2 separate regions of the Homo sapiens genome follow, and region 2 is linked to region 1. A link is an interaction called in ENCODE POLR2A ChIA-PET data of the cell type or tissue named here. Cell type or tissue: CD4-positive, alpha-beta T cell. All regions are shown on one strand. Each heading gives the region's core, and the rest is flanking DNA. Links, peaks and the distances in the headings are about the cores only. Region 1 has its middle 15 kb from the start of FFAR2. Region 2 holds the start of FFAR3 (free fatty acid receptor 3).

Region 1 (8,327 bases), core at 41-8,040:
ATTACCCATACCCCAACCATGCTGTGGTAGGAAGGACACTGCCCGGAAAGTTAGGAGACCTGAGTCTGCTACCACCTCCCTGATGGCGAGTAGTACGTTTCTTTTGCTAGCAAATTGGTTCATTCATTTGTTTAACACTGACTCTGTGTCAAACATGGTTCTGACTGCTGGGGATGGATAGGTGTACAAAATGGGGCCGGGCATAGTGGCTCAGGTCTACGATCCCAGCACTTTGGGAGGCTGAGATGGAAGGATTACTTGAGGTCAGGCAGGGGTTCGAGACTAGCCTGAGCAACATAGCATGACCCTGTCTCTACCAAAAAAAAAAAAAAAAAAAAAAAAAAGCCAGGCTTGATGGTGTGCACCAATAGACCCAGCTACTTGAGAGGTTGAGGCAGGCAGGAGGATCACTTAAGCCCAGGAGTTTGCAGCTGCAGTGAGCCGTGATTGCGACATTGCATTCCTGCCTGGGCAAAAGAGTAAGACCTCATCTCCAAAAAAGAAACAAAAACATGCCGGGCCCGGTGGCTCACGCCTGTAATCCCAGCACTTTGGGAGCCAAGGCAAGCGAATCACCTGAGATCAGGAGTTTGAGAGCAGCCTGGCCAACATGGCGAACCCCGCCTCTATTAAAAATACAAAAATTACCCAGGTGTGGTGGCGGACCCCTGCAATCCCAGCTATTCAGGAGGCTGAGGCAGGAGAATTGCTTGAACCCAGGAGGCGGAGGTTGCAGTGAGCCGAGATCATGCCATTGCACTCCAGCCTGGGTGACAAGAGTGAAACTACGTCTCAAAAAAAGAAAAAAAGAAAAAAAGAAACAAAAACCTAAGCAAAATAACCAAAGTAGATGAGTTATCCTGGAACTTACATTCAAGAGGGGAAGACAGACAATTAGCAGGCAAACAAACAATAACAATAAAGAGGAAATACTTGGGGCTAATAACGGTGGGTGAAATCCATGAATCTCCTTTTGCTGCCTCCTGAAATCACACTGTAGTGACAGTAAAGAGATCTTTTAGAAAGGAGTCCCCGTAAGTACAGGGAGAACATAAGAGGATACAATACCACCAAAATTTTGCCAGCTGGACAGCAGATGAATGAATGGTAACTGGTGACTGACTTAGCAGACCTGTGAAAGTTGGATCATAAGCCAATAGTGGGAAAAACCAAGATTCAATGAAGTTTCTACTGTAGAATCCACATAAAGCTCATGAACTAGTGGCAACAGGTTCCTCTGGAAATGGGACAAAGGACAAGCTAACATAAGGAAAATAGGCTGAAAATCTTATTATTCTTAGAGACAGCATCTTGCTTTGTTGCCCAGGCTGGAGTGCAGTGGTGTGATCATAGCTCACTGCAGCCTTGACCTCCTGGGCTAAGTGATCCTCCTGCCTCAGCCTCCCGAGTAGCTGGGACTGCTGAGTAGGCAGGCACCACTATGCCACCATGCCAGGCTATTTAAAATTTTTTTTTTTTTGGCCAGGCACAGTGGCTCACGCCTGTAATCCCAGCACTTTGGGAGGCCGAGGCAGGCAGATCACCTGAGGTTGGGAGTTGGAGACCAGCCTGACCAACATGGAGAAACCCCATCTCTACTAAAAATACAAAATTAGCTGGGCATGGTGGTGCATGCCTGTAATCCCAGCTACTTGGGAGGTTAAGGCAGGAGATCGCTTGAACCCGGGAGGCGGAGGTTGCGGTGAGCCGAGATCGCGTCGTCATTGCCCTCCATCCTGGGCAACAAGAGCAAAACTCCCTCTCAAAAAAAAAAAAAATTTTTTTTTTTTTTTAGATACAGGGTCTCACTATGTTGCCCAGACTAGTATGGATCTCCTGGGCTCAAGCAATCCTTCAGCTTTGGCCTCCCAAAGTGCTGAGATTACAGGTGTGAGCCATGGCACTCAACCATTCTTTTCTGGTTTAGACATCATGTCATAGTGCCTTTATATACGTTTTATGTATCTAAAAAAAAGTAGTCCCTTCCCTTCTCTTCAATGTGAGCAGACAACCAAGAATTACCATATATATGATGACAACTTCTAACATAAAATATAGCAACTGACACCAAAAAAGGCATCTTAGAGCAGGGAGATGAAGATTCCTCAGAGAAATCAGAGTGGACATTGCAATCATGAAACAAGGTCAGCATGCTAAGAAGGAATAAAAATGTGCTCAGAAATGAAAAGTGATAGCAAAAATGAAAAATAGAAGGGCTGGAAGATAAGAAAATCTCACAGAAAGTAAAGCAAAACAATGGGGAGAGAAAAAATGGGAAAAAAGGGAAAATTAGAGGGCCGTGTAAGAGGTGCAGTGTCCCCCAAATAACAAGGATTCCAGAAGGAGAGAAGAGAGAAAATGAAGGCAAGGAAACCATCACAAAGTGTTTCAAGAGAATCTTCCCAAATGGAAGGAAATTATTTTGTAGACTGGAAGAGTCCATTGAATGCCCAATGGATGGAATTTTAGATACCTTGTGAGAAAGGTAAGGATCCTGCAGGCTTCCAGAGAGAAAAAGACAGGCCATGGACAAAGGATAGGAGTCAGGATGTCTTGGGAATTTTCAGCCAGACTGGACGCTAGAAGGCAATGCGGCAATGCCTTTCAAGTTCTGAAGAAGAATGATTGCCAACCCAGAATATTCCATACATAGCCCAATATCAACTACACATGAGAGTGGGATAAAGACATTTTCTGACATGCGGGATTTCAAAGCATTTACTTTCTAAAGAAGCTGCGTCAGGGTTGGGCATGGTGGCTCATGCCTGTAATCCCAGCAATTTGGGAGGCCGAGGCAGAAGGATGACTTGAGCCCAGGAGTTTGAGACCAGCCCTGGGCAGGATAGTGAGACCCTCCCCTTTCTATAAACGAACAAACAAAATAGCCAGGTGTGGTGACACCTGTGATCCCAATGCTTTTAGGGGATTGGGCAGGAGGATTGTCTGGGCCCAGGAGATGGAGGCCGCAGTGAGCCATGATTGTACCACCACACTCCAGCCTGGGCAACAGAGCGAGACTCTGTCTCCAAAAAAGTTAATAAATAATAAAATAAGTAAATGTGGGCTATGATGAGGTTTCTCTTCAAATAGCCGATCAATCCTTTATTCTTTAATTCATAGTATCCCCCCACCCCCTTTTCCTTTTGCTCCTTCTTTTTCCTTTCTGCCTTTGTTCCATGCCCAGACACGCCACAGTACCAGGCGTTATTAGTACCAGCTCACGTTCTTTTCCTTATTTGGAAAGAAGACTAGCTCTCTAGCTCACTGCAGACACCCCTTCCCCTTTCCCCTCTCTCCCTTACGTGCCCACCTTATCTAAAGAAAGTTCAAATGTTTAGCCAACTGGGACTAGTTTAGATTGTATGGCCCGACTCCGGCCAATGGGGAAAGGGTACAGGGGCAGGACTTGCATTAGGAATAAAGGCTCTCGTGCCCCTTTGTTCAGGTGTGCTCTCATGGCAACTGGCCAAGGAGAAGCACCCCTCTGCGCAAGTAAAATTGCTTGGCTAAGAATCCTTTGTTTGAGTGTTCAGTTTCCTTAGGATTTGGAGCGTTATTCCCAGCAGTAAATAAAGAAGCTGCTTAAGGATGTAAACCAAGGAAGAGGAAGACAAGAGCAGAGAAGCAAAGAGGCTTTCCACTTAAGAGCTTCAGGTGTGAGCTGGCTGGGCACGGTGGCTCAATGCCTGTAATCCCAGCACTTTGGGAGGCCGAGGTGGGTGGATCACATGGGGCCAGGAGTTCAAGACCAACATGGTGAAACCCCGTCTCTACTAAAAATACAAGAAAAATTAGCTGGGCATGAAGGCACGCACCTGTAATCCCAGCTACTCGGGAAGCTGAGGCAACAGAATTGCTTGAACCCAGGAGGCAGAGGTTGCAGTGAGCCAAGATCAAACCACTGCACTCCAGCCTGGGCAACAGAGCGAGACTCCATCTAAAAGAAAAAAAAAAGAGCTTCAAGCATGAGCTATACACCTGGCATAAACCACCACCCAGGCAGACTGGAACAGGTCAGAAAGTTCCAAGACACATTTCTTCAGGGAGATGAAATCTGTATCCTCCTAAAACCCCTGAAGTTCTTGAGAGGAGACAAGAACATTGACAAAGAGTTTGGGGTTGAATTCGTGGTAAACATGTAGACTAAACACATGAAAAAATAAGGTGATTATTAATTCCAGGGGTTTTGGGAGGAAAGTTGTGCAGGATAAAAAAGGAACTGGCTGGGCGCGGTGGCTCACACCTGTAATCCCAGCACTTTGGGAGGCCGAGGCAGGCGGATCACCAGGTCAGAAGATCGAGACCATCCTGGCTAACACAGTGAAACTCAGTCTCTACTAAAAATAAAAATTATTCAGGCTAGGTGGCGGGCACCTGTAATCCCAGCTACTCGGGAGGCTTAGGCAGGGAGAATTGCTTGAACCTGGGAGGTGGAAGTTGCAGTGAGCTGAGATCGTGCCACTGCACTCCAGCCTGGGTGACAGAGTGAGATTCTGTCTCAAGAAAAAAAAAAAAAGGAGCTGTTATTTACTACAGAGCTCCAATGTCATTAACATCGATGTAGTCACGATTATGCAAACACTGAATATTTTCTAACATAGTGACAATGGGAGCAGATCGGGAAGACAGGGCGGGAAGGGTGTTGTACATATTGGGAAAAGAATAAGAGCATAATCTTCATCTGCCACAGAATAATTTAACAGATGAAACCTTATATTGAGAAATGAAGAAATACAGTAAAATAAGCAAGCCCCTTAAAGGCATGGAGGGATAAATATTTTGCTGACAAGAGGTAGCAGCAGCTGCCTCCAGGAAGCGGTAAGTGACTGTGGTGGAGAGAGAGGGGAAGGAAGTTGTTTTTCACAGTCAACCATTTGATGCATTAAGGGATGTGCAAGTCTAACGGATAAAAATAACAAGTAGACAAAAATAGATGCTATCAGCTAATGATACACCCAGCGAAGTCAGCAACTAGGTATTATGTGAATGTGTCAAAAGGGAAGCCACTTAGGAGTGGTGGAGGGGGAAGTCCTTTGAGGAAATAAAATTTGAGTCACAGGCAGCCTCAAAGAGGGGAAATTCAGCTGGATGAGTACCTGGGGAACGAGGGCTCCACGAAAAGGGAACCACAAGGAGAAGGAGCTTAGTGAGCTGTCGGTAACAAAAAAGGAAGAGTGAAGGGAGCTGGAGGAGGGCTTGGAGGAAGGGAGTAGGGATGAGCTGGGTTGGGTGAGAGCCAAGTGCTAGATGCATCAGGGGCCTTGCTGGCTTTGGGGAAGGCATGGGATTTTACTCTGAGGATCATGAGAAGTATCTGGAGGCCTTCGAGCAGAAGAATGGAATTACAGTTTTAAAACATTTCCATGGTTAAACATGTATTTGGCATCTCCAGTGCGAGACACTTTTCTAAGTGCTTTGGAGGTACAATATGAAATTCGTTTCATCCTCATAATAACATGATGATGTAGGTGCTGTTAGCCCTATTTTTTTCTTCTTTTATTTCTTACTTATATATTTTTTGGGTCAGGGTCTCACTCTGTCATTCAGGCTGGAGTACAGTGGCTCACTGCAGCCTCCACCTCCTGGGTTCCAACAGTCCTCCCTCCTCAGCCTCCCAAGTAGCTGGGACTACAGGTGTGTGCCACCATGCCTGGCTAATTTATTTTATTTAATAATTTCATTTTTTTCTTTTTCTTTTTTAAAATCAACTATATTTATTTATTTATTTATTTATTTATTTATTTATTTATTTATTTATTTATTTAGAGATGGGGTCTTACTCTGTTGCCCAGGCTGGTCTCAAACACCTGGTCTCAAGTGATCCTTCTACCTTGGCCTCCCAAGGTGTTAGGATTACAGGTGTGAGCCACTGCACCTGGCCTTTTTTTTTTTTTAAATCTTGTGAGAGGCCAGGCTCAGTGGCTCACGCCTGTAATCCCAGCACTTTGGGAGGCTGAGGCGGGTGGATCACTTGAGGTCAGGAATTCAAGACCAACCTGGCCAACATGGTGAAAGCCCGTCTCTACTAAAAATACAAAAATTAGCTGGGAGTGGTGGCGCATGCCTGTAATCCCAGCTACTTAGGAGGGCGAGGCACAAGAATTGCTTGAACCGGGGAGACGGAGGTTGCAGTGAGCTGAGATGATGCCACTCTACTCCAGCCTGGGCGACAGAGCGAGACTCCGTCTCAAAGAAAAAAAAAAAATTCTCGTGAGAAAACGAAAGCGCAGCAAGGTTGAGTTGCACAGCGCTAGGACAGGATTCAAACTCAGTACACCCTGCTGCCCCTTCCTGGAGAGCCCTCAGCTTGTCCCCTAGAGGACCAGGACTAAATTCACTGCTTCTCAACCCTCACTCTACTTCACAAGCAACTGGAGAGCTTTAGAAAATACAATGCCCAAACACACCGGCAGTTTTGGAAACTCCTCCAGTGGCTTTGGAGCGCAGCCAGGGTTGAGAAGTGGACGCAGGCTGGAGGCCTGCTCGCATCCCCCGAGCTCTATGCTTCTGTCCTCACACCTTCATTTCTGTTGCAGGCCAGTGGACCCGGGACAACATGGGACGGCTCTTGGTGACTCCTTGGCCTCCCATCACTTTCTTGGAGCCCAGGCCCCTTCTTCTCCCCAGCCACGACTCCTCCTAGAAGCCAGGTTTCTTGCTGGTCTCTACTCTGCTCTCAGCACCAGGCATCTTACCCCACCCCCGATGCCTTTCCTTTCTCAGAACCTCGATGGAGGTCAGTCTCCATCACTCTCCCCAACTTTCTATACCAAACAACTGCACACCGCATGAGTCACGATTCCTGCCCTCTTTTCTCTTCCTCAGTGAAGTAAAGATTGAGAGAGAGTGTGCCTGTGGTTTTGAGAGGGAGTCGGGAATCGTGGAGGAGGGGCCAGAACACCATCTCACTGAGGACTTGCGTGTGTCACTTTGCCACTTTGCCACTTTGCATCGCTGAGCCTCAGCTTTTCTTGTTGTTAAGTAGGGAGAGGATATCTGTTGCGCTTCTTCTTTTTTTTTTTTTTTTGATTTGGAGTCTCTCTCTGTTGCAAGACTGGAGTACAGTGGTGCGATCTCATCTTACTGCAACCTCTGCCTCCCGGGTTCAAGTGATTCTCCTGCCCCTGAGTAGCTGGGATTATAGGTGTGTGCCACCACGCCTGGCTAATTTTTTTGTATTTTTAGTAGAGACGGGGTTTTACCATGTTGGTCAGGCTGGTCTTGAACTCCTGACCTCGTGATCCGCCCGCCTCAGCCTCCCAAAGTGCTGGGATTACAGGCGTGAGCCACCGCGCCCGGCCTGTTGTGCTTCTTAAAAGCCTTTGAGACTCCCTGGGATCTGACACTTGCTGGCTTTTCAGCTGTCACTAAGCTGCAGCCACCCTGGCGTTTCTTTTCCCGGCACAAATTCAGCCTGTTCAGGCCTCGCACAGGCCTGGAGCCCCTTGCTTGGGACATTATTCCCCCAGTTCTTGGCATACAAGATTCCTCCTTGCCATTCTAGTCCCAGCTCAAATATCACCTTTGCATGGCCTTCTCAAGCTCAAGCTGTGTGTTCAAAAGTAACCACCTACTCCCTTCCTGGGAGTCATGTTCTATCCCAGCTCGGTTCTATCGTCTTCACAGCACGTAGCACCAGTGCAAAGGATCCTGCTTATGGGTCTTGCTCTCCCTGTCTGCCCAGCAATGGGAGCTGCTTGAGGGCAGGAATCTTACCCTTTTTGTTCACTGCTGTATCCTTAGCACCTAAAACAGGGCCTGACACATGGTAGGCCTCCATAAATGTTGGCGGATGAATGAAGGCTACGCCGTGGAAACTCAAATGGTGTAATGTTTGCCATGGCACTTTAGAAATTCTCAACTGCAGCCCACATGGGTGAGCTTTTTATTTAAAATAGCTAGATTTGGGAGCAGTGTGTTTACTTTCCTAACTCTGTTTTCTCGAGGCTGGTCGTAGCTCGGACTGACAGATGGCAGAGGACAATGTTTGGGGAGAGGGAACCGGGGTTAGTATGTAGCTTGGACAACCCCTCCTCGGGTAAGCTGCTGGTGGCCAGCTGGCCGTGGCCAGCGTTTGCAGAGTTGGCTCCCCTCCCGCACTGCTTGACCTCGCATCTACTTTCCCAGACCTTTGAAACTTTGCCAAGTGGGTTACTGGATGACCGCTTCTGAAGGCTTAGAGATCTTTGGCCCAATTTCCTGATGGGATGTGCAATTTGTAGATGAGAAATGTCCTCATTTCCTGTGATTAGAGATAAATAATGAAAAGGAAAAAAAAAAGTGGGGCAAAAGCACTTATCCACAGGAGGCAGGGCAAGGCGAAAAGA
Region 2 (8,327 bases), core at 7-8,006, 110 kb after region 1:
TCTCTGTTTCCTGCCTCAGAATGACAACACAGCCTCTCCACATCTGTTTTCTCAGGCGTGTGTGGGTCATCTGACCACTCTGCCCCTTCCAGGTTCCAGGTCCCCCATCATCAGCCTCTCTCTGTGTGGCCTCCTGGCAGCTCCGGTCACCAGGTTTCGGGGGGGACAACGAGGGGGTCTCAGCCTATCACCACCTCCCTCCAAAGATGCCATCTCCCTCCTTTTTGCGTGTGATCGCTTCACCCATGGGAGATTCACACCTACTTGCTCTGCCCGATGGAGAGGGTGCCAGCTGCTGCACCCCCCACAGTCTTCTCCCACCTCCTCTCTCTGCCTTTCTCCCACCCCACCTAGATGGCACCAAGCGGCAGCCCCAGATGCATCTCCCGTTCTATGACAGCCCCGTTCCCTGGGCTTCTGAGATGTATGGAAAATGCTCCAACATCCTCCTCACCCCCACTCCCACGATCACCCACACCCTGATGGCTTTTCATCTTCCCCACCCCTGGGCTTTTGCTTATACAGACTGGGCTGGGCTGGGAGATAGCTGGGGACAGCAAAGCCCATGAAGCTGCCTCTTATTCCCTCTTATAAACCTGGGGGAGGAGGGAGACTCCAGCTCTTCATGGCTCTCTTTCGACTGTGAGGTTTTCAGTTTTTCTGTTCTCTGCCTTGGGGTGGCGGTGCCCATTCTGAAGTTGCAGGATTCCATGGCACCTTTGTCCCCTTTCTGAGCCATGAACACCCCTACCTGCATCAACTTCTTTGCAGCCACCAGGGCTGAGTGCCCTGGGGATGGACAGGTGAGCCGTGGGACAGAGAGACAGCTCATGGTTTCAACTCTCCACAGAGTCCCTCTCCTTCCACCTGAAATCCACTTCCCCACACACAGCCAGTCTTCATTCTCCCGGCACACTTAACCCCAGGGAGGAAGCAGATATTTAAAGACCTTAGTGTCGAACTCCCCGAAGTTCTGAGCCCAGCCATCTGCATGCAATAGGTGTTCAACAAATGCTTCTGAAATACTGCTGACAGCATGCAAACAGGGGCTGGCGAGTCTCAGGTGGCCTTGCTTGGGGAGGAGGTCCTGACCAGCTATTTCTCATGGGCCACCACTCAGGGAACATGAAAACTTCCTGAATGGCCATATTTTGATGAATAGAGCTCTGAGGAACATCTCTCTGACTTTGCAGAAACCTGAAGTCCATTGTGCTGACTAATTATCTTTTTTTCTTTTTTTCCAAGAGGGCTTTTTTACTGGGAAAAGGTTGAACCCACACAAATAGTCAATACGCTTTGCATTTAGTTCTGTTTCTTATCATGGCCTGTTTATATTTGTCCTGCTCAGACAGACTTATCTGACTTGGGACATTTGACTGGGCCAGGTGACCACAGGTGACACACAGATGGAGAACAGCAGAGTGGCTTAGGGGCATGGGTGTCAGAGTCAACTGACACCAGCTTCTGGTCCCACTTCAATCGCCCACCAGCTATGGGATCTCAGGTAGGAGGTGTCACCTCTCTGGGCCACTCCTTCATCTGAAACTGGGGATAATGCTGGTACCTCTCACAGGGCTATTGAGAGATAGAAGGAGATGATGTGTCAGGCCAAGTCCTTTAGACAGGGCAGCTGTTATTTTCATCCCTGCAAGCCAGATCCTCTCCCAGCATCCAGGCATCCTGGTGTTTGGCCCTTTTCCTCCAGAGTCTGGTGTTTTCTCCTTCCATCCACCAGTCCCACCCGGCCCAAGCACACCACCAGAACAAAACAGGAGAAGAAGGAAACACTGTTCTCTTTTGCTTGCTTCCACATTTATTTGGGTAATTTTTCTTCTGTCATTGTTCATAAATGTCTCTGATGATCCACATTTATTGAGCAATGGGAACTTTCTGGAAAAGGCGCTGTGGGAGCAGAATGCGGCCTCATCCCTGGAGCCCTGTCTCCCCCGCTCCTGACTCGCTGGCTGGGAGCAGCTCTGAGGATGGGGTTCTCCCCTCTCCTGCCCCTGCCACTCACTGGGCAGCCCCCTCAGACCCTGGGCACTGCTCTTAGCTCCTCTGCCACCCTCAAGAAAACACAGGAGCTGCCTGCTGCTATGAGGACCTCATTGTTCTCCAGAGCAGCCTCTCACCCTGACCCCTTCCCAGAGCCCAATCCATAGTGTGTGGGTGGATGGGGATGGAGGTGAGATCGAGAGCTGGGCTTTAGCGCGCATACCCTTAGGGAGGCTAGATGTCTACTCTGCCCCCAAGCCCCATCGGGCCCCAGCTCGCCACTCCAAGTCCCTCCTGGCGTGAGCGAGGAAGCGCCCTGAGGATGACATGCCAGCTACACCCTCCTCCCCCGGAGGACCTAGCTTTCAGCACAGGCCACCTGGCCACCAGTTCCACAGCCCTGTGAGTGTTCACTGGTCTTTCTTTCAGCTGGTCGGTCCGCTCTCTGCTCCTCCCCTCCCTTCTGCTCCTTCAGCTCCATGCTGCTCTCCTGCTGCCACTGGCCCCAGAGCCCACACAACCTCCTCAGCAGCTCATGAAAGTCGGCTTGGAACCCGGAGGAGGAGAAGTAGTAGACAAAGGGGTCGACACAGGAGTTCAGGGTGCTGAGAAGCGTCACGTAGATCCTCCACGCCGGGCTTTCACCGCAGATATAGCCCACGACATGGGACACGTTGTAGGGCCCAAAGCAGACAAGGAAGTTGAGCAGCGTGGCCGCCAACAGCCCCGCCACCCTCCTCTGCCGGCGGTGGCTGCCCCCTCTGCCGAGGATCCACACCAGGCGGCTGTAGCAGTAGCTGGTGATGATCAGCGGGACCACAAAGAGGACCACAGCCATCTCCAGCCGCACGGGCAGGAGGATGGCTAGCTGGTCCTTCCGGAACTCCAGGTAGCAGGTCCCATTGGTGCCCTGGCTGTGGGAGATGTCCCCTGAGAATTCTATGACGTAGACCACGCTGCAGTGAGCAGAGGCCAACAGCCAGCAGGCCACACTCACCAGACCTGCCTGCCCCAGCCTCGGCCGGGTCTTGTACCACAGTGGGTGGGCCACACTCAGGAAGCGTTCAATGCTCACAGCTGCCAGGAAGAGGGCGGTGAGATAGATGGTGGTGAAGAAGATGAATCCAGAGAGTGGGCAGAGGATGAAGGGCAGGGGCCAGTGCATGCCATTGGCTGCCTCCACCATGCGGAAAGGCAGGAACAGCAGCAGGAGCAGGTCCGAGGCGGTCAGGTTGAGCAGGAGCACGTCCACGGCCACCGGGCGGCGCTGCAGCTTGCCCACGAAGACCACCAGGGCCAGCAGGTTGAGGGGGAGCCCCACCAGGAAAGTGAGAAGGTACACCGAGAAGACGAACCAGTGATTGCCGGAGAAGTAGGACTGGTCGGGGCCTGTATCCATGGTGGTGGCCACTGGTGAGAGAGAGTAACATGGAGTTGGTAGTGGGGGCCCTAACGGCCTCTGGCCAGCAGCATCTCCCCTAAAAGGGCACGAGGTCACTACGCCCACCCCTCTTGTCTCTGGGTGCCTTCCAGGCGGGGTCAGCCTGCCTGTCTTCCTGAGCATGCCCTGTCCCCTGTCCCTTCCCCAGCAGAGAAGCACCAAGGTGCTCCTCCACCCAGCCCCTCGGGCCCAGGCTCACCTGCTTCTTTGAGACCCCAAATGCTCTGCCGCACAGCACCTTGCTGTCTCTCCAGACCTAGTGCAGTTGGCTATTTATCCGGCAGAACTGATAAAGACCTGGCCGTGCCCATGACGTCACTCACTGTTGAGCAGTGGCACATAGATGCCTTGAGCTCCGTTGCCAGGGCTGGTCAGCATGCTAAAAGGGGAACAAATTCCACAACTGCGTGCCTCCCTCCTCATGCAGTCTCAGCTGGGATGCTCTAAGCAGGCCCCAGCCGACGTCTTCCTCTCCCCTTCTTCACTTGAATTTTGTCTGCTTCTCTAGAATGGCATTTATCCAATTTGCCTTGTAAGGGCAGGAAGTGTGATGCAATGACAGAGAGCGAGCTCCGTGAGGTCTGTTTCTTCCTGACTTTGTGATTTGGGGGAAATGACTTAAATTCTCCATGTTTCTGCTTTCTCCCCTGCAGAACAGAGCTCATCATAATACCCATCTCATAGATCAACGCATTAACACATGCAAATTAAAACAATATGTAGGTCGATTAAAAGATTACTAATACATGTTGAGTGGTTTGACGGAAGCCTGGCGTGTGGTCGTGAGCAGGCAGCGGATGCCAGCTGCTATTTTCCCTGTCACTGGTGCAGGATTATCTCTGGGGTGACAATGTAATAATAATAACAATAATAATGGTGGTGGCGATGATGACAGCAGCTGCCTTTTCATGGGCACATAATCCATAGCAGACACTGCTTCTAGGGCAACGCTTTTATGTCATAAAATCCTTGTCCTTCACCGTAGGGAAGTGACTTGCTCCAGGTGATACAGCTTGTGAAATGTCACCACTAGGGTTCAAACCCAAGTGCTGTCCAGTTTCACAGGTGATCTATTAGTTCATTCAAACAATCACAGGGCACAATGAGATATGATTTCACATCCACTAGAATGGCCACAAGCAAAAAGTCAGACAATGCCTATGGTCGGCGAGAATGTAGAGAGATAGGGGCCTCATTCACTGCTGGTGAGAATAATGGGAGGTGGTGTCCCTGCTTTGGAAAGCAGGTGGCAGTTGCTTAAAAAGTTAAACATAAATTCACCATGCGATCCAACAATTCCACCGTAGGTATTTACTTAAGAGAAGTGGAAACTCAGGTCTACTTAAAGACTCAGTCCTAAATGTTCACAGCAGTGTTGGTCATAGTCACCAACAGTGGAAATGTTACCTGGCAGCCCATCAGCTGGTGAGTGAATAAAAAAGTGGCACATCCATATACTGGAATTCTATTTGGCAAAGAAAAGGAATGAGCTACCCATACACACTACAGCCTTATGTTGAGTGAAACAAGCCAGACGTAAAAGACCATGTACATATATTGTCAGATTTCATTTATTTATATGATATGTCCAGAATAGGCAAAGTTATAGAGTCAGAAAGTAGACTCGTGGTTGTCTGGGGGATGGAGGTAGAAATGAAGATTAAGTTGTTTTTTTTTTTTTTTTTTTTTTTTTGAGACAGGGTCTTGTTGTCGCCCAGGCTGGAGTGCAATGGTGCAATCTTGGCTCACTGCAAACTCTGCCTCCCGGGTTCAAGAAATTCTCATGCCTCAGCTTCCTAAGTAGCTAGGATTACAGGTGCCCGCCACCACGCCTGGCTAATTTTTGTATGTTTAGTAGAGATGAGGTTTCGCCATGTTGGCCAGGCTGGTCTCGAACTACTGACCTCAGGTGATCCGTCCACCCCAGCCTCCCAAAATGCTGAGATTATAGGCGTGAGCCACCCCGCCTGGCCCAAGATTAAGTTTAAATGAACATGAAGTAAAATCCTTTACTAGGGTCATGAAAATGTTCTAAAACTAGCTGATGGTAATGGACTCACACCTCAGTAAATTTACTAAAAATCATTGAATTGTACACTTAACATTGGTGAATTTGATGATATGTACATAATATCTCAATTAAGCTGTTAAAAGTGCAGCAGTAGGCTGGGTACGGTGGCTCAGGTCCGTAATTTTAGCACTTTGGCAGGCTGAGGTGGGAGGATTGCTTGAGCACAGGTTGTTTGAGACTAGCCTGGGCAACATGAGGAGACCCTATGTCCACAGGGGAAAAAAAAAAAAAAAAGAGAGAAAGAAAAAAGAAATTAGCTGGGTTTAGTGGCATGTGCCTCTGGTCCCAGCTACTTGGGAAGCTGAAATGGAAGAATCGCTTGAGCCCAGGAATTCAAGGCTGCAGTGAGCCATGACTGTGTCACTGCACTCCATCCTGAGCAACAGAGTGAGACTGTGTCTAAAAAAAAAAAAAAAAAAAAAAAACAACACGCAGTTGTGAACAAAAAGTTTTTGCTGTCATGCTGTTTACATTACATTTGGTGGTGAGGGCTTGGGGGATGGAGTAGGGGAAGGATCATGAAGACGTGGATACTGAAGAGGCAAAGAGCCACTGGAGGGAACATTGGGGCAGGGGAGTCACGGGTGCACAGACTTGGCCTGCTGGGGGAGCTGATAGGAGGTTTGGGTCTCACAGGAGTGAGAGGCGCCTGGGGTGGATCACACTGAGTCTCCTGGGCCCCAGGGAGGCACTGGATTTGCCCTAAGTGGGGGGAGGCAGGAGGAACTGGGAGAAGCAGCCCAGTACCCAGCAGGGGCTATGGAGCAGGAGTCAAAGAGAGTGGGCCCTGGCACCCTGTGATGCGGGAGGAGGCACTGGGGCTCCCTGGGGTGGAGTTTGGGTTTTTACTGAAATTCCCTGGTGTTGTCACTGCACAAGTGCCGGGCTTGTTTCTGGCTTCCAAAAGAAGTTACTTAATTTCTCTGGCCTGTTTCCATATTGATAAAACAGACATAGAACTTTCTTTGGAAGGCTAGTAGAGGCATTCATTCATTCATTGAGCGAACATTTACTGAGCACCTACTGCGTGCCACTCTGTCTTCTGGGCGCTGGGGATATATCATCAATTACAAGAAAAATCCTTGCATGCGTAGACATTTCAGCCTGAACAGAGCTCATTTGTAGAAATTGGTGCGTGCACCCCAGCTGGTGGCTGCCATTTGTTGTGCTCCAATACATCATCATGTGCATGGCATTGCTGTAATTTAGAGCAGGTGCCCAGGTGTCTGTCTCCTTCACAGCCACAGCCACTCCCTTCTGACCTCCCTCTCATGGATGTGGGATGCTATCCTTTGCGAAATGGACCACAAATACAGGGTTAACCCCCACACCCCCAGGTTTCCCAAATGTCCCCTGGCTCTTGGGGGTTCTGCTTGGAAGGATCACATCCTGCTTTTACCCCTTCCTTGCTGTAGGGCCTTAGGCAAGTTTCTTCATCCCATTCCAGGATCGTAGCTACCTGGTGCAGCACCTTTGTGCAAATTAGGTGCTCCCTTTCCAGAGGAGCCCATCCCGCACCAAGTGCTGCCTAAGGAGTGGCTGGTGTATTTCTTCAAATTAGAACACAATACTCCTTCCCTTGATGCAAGCAAGGCAGGCATGTGGCTTGTTGAGCAAAGCACAGGCTAGAATTTAGTCAGTGTTTGCTCCTCTGCCCAGTACCTTCGTGTAGTGAACACCCGCTCATCCGTACGGCAGTGGCAAGGCTAAACCACAGCGTTGTGTGAAGCTGAAGTGAGACAACACTCACTGTAGACACTCAGCGTGACACCCATCACGTATTACAGACTATATAGTTGACCTTTGAATAGCACAGGTTTGAACTGTGCAGGTCCACTTACTTGTGGATTTTTTTCAATAAATACATTGGAAACATTTTCAGAGATTTGCAACAATTTGAAAAAACTTACAGAGGAACTACAAGCCTAGAAATATATTTTTAAAATTAAGCAAAAGTTAAGTATGCCACGAATACAAAAAATATATGTAGGTACTAGTCTATTTACTGCCACTAGTCTATTTACTGCCATACATACTAGTCTATGTATGCCAAAATGGATACAAAGCTTTTTTTTTTTTTTTTTTTGAGACAGGATCTGGCTCTATTACCCAGGCTGGAGTGCAATGACATGATCTCGGCTCACTGCAACCTCTGCGTCCCAGGCTGAAACCATCCTTCCACCTCAGCCTCCCAAGTACCTGGGACTACAGGCACACGCCACCATGCCCAGCTAAATTTTTTGTATTTTTGGTAAAGACAGGGTTTCTCCATGTTGCCCAGGCTGGGCAAATCTCTTATAGAAAGTTAAAATTGGCAGGGTACCGTGGTTCACGCCTGTAATCCCAGCACTTTGGGAGGCCGAAGCGGGTGGGTCAACTGAGGTCAGGGGTTCGAGACAGGCCTGGCCAACATGGTGAAACCCCATCTCTACTTACAATACAAAAAATTAGCCAGGTGTGGTGGTAGGTGCCTGTAATCCCAGCCACTTGGGAGGCTGAGGCAGGAGAATTGCTTGAACCTGGGAGGCGGAGGTTGCAGTGAGCCAAGATCACACCATTGCACTCCAGCCTGGGAGACAGAGCAAGACTCTGTCTAAAAACAAAACAAAACAAAAAAGTTAAAATTTATCAAAAATATATGCACGCAAACACAAACTCTATTTGATGCCATTTGAAGTCAAGAGAAATGCAAGCAAACATAAAGATGTGCAGTATTAAAGTCATAAGTGCATATTTACTGTAGACATACTGTACTCCTATAATAATTTCGTAGCCACCTCCTGTGCTTTCTCCGTGAGCTCAACTGTTGAGTATCTGCTT

The links. ChIA-PET counts read pairs that join two places held together with the same protein. Peaks named below come from ENCODE experiments on the same cell type or tissue, not always from the same donor. Only the 100,000 strongest peaks of a DNase experiment are listed, where the experiment ranks them.
Region 2: POLR2A ChIA-PET joins it to region 1 with 13 read pairs; 12 of 35 experiments call an interaction of 5 or more read pairs at or near these places.

The regions. Positions count from the first base shown.
Region 1 is chr19:35,459,378-35,467,704 of GRCh38, reverse strand. No RefSeq gene overlaps it. Among named protein-coding and RNA genes, the nearest start is that of FFAR2, 15 kb to the right of the region's middle. RefSeq lists an enhancer at 7,147-7,266. In CD4-positive, alpha-beta T cell, for the core only: no CTCF peak of the experiment used is centred there; DNase peaks (open chromatin) are centred at 5,004 and 6,904; H3K27ac peaks cover 933 bases.
Region 2 is chr19:35,353,958-35,362,284 of GRCh38, reverse strand. FFAR3 (free fatty acid receptor 3) reads right to left here and starts at 3,825. Exons shown (of 2, transcript NM_005304.5): 1 at 3,636-3,825; 2 at 1,796-3,405. The coding sequence starts at 3,394. The coding sequence ends at 2,354. RefSeq lists an enhancer at 1,977-2,504 and a silencer at 7,157-7,256. In CD4-positive, alpha-beta T cell, for the core only: no CTCF peak of the experiment used is centred there; a DNase peak (open chromatin) is centred at 3,884.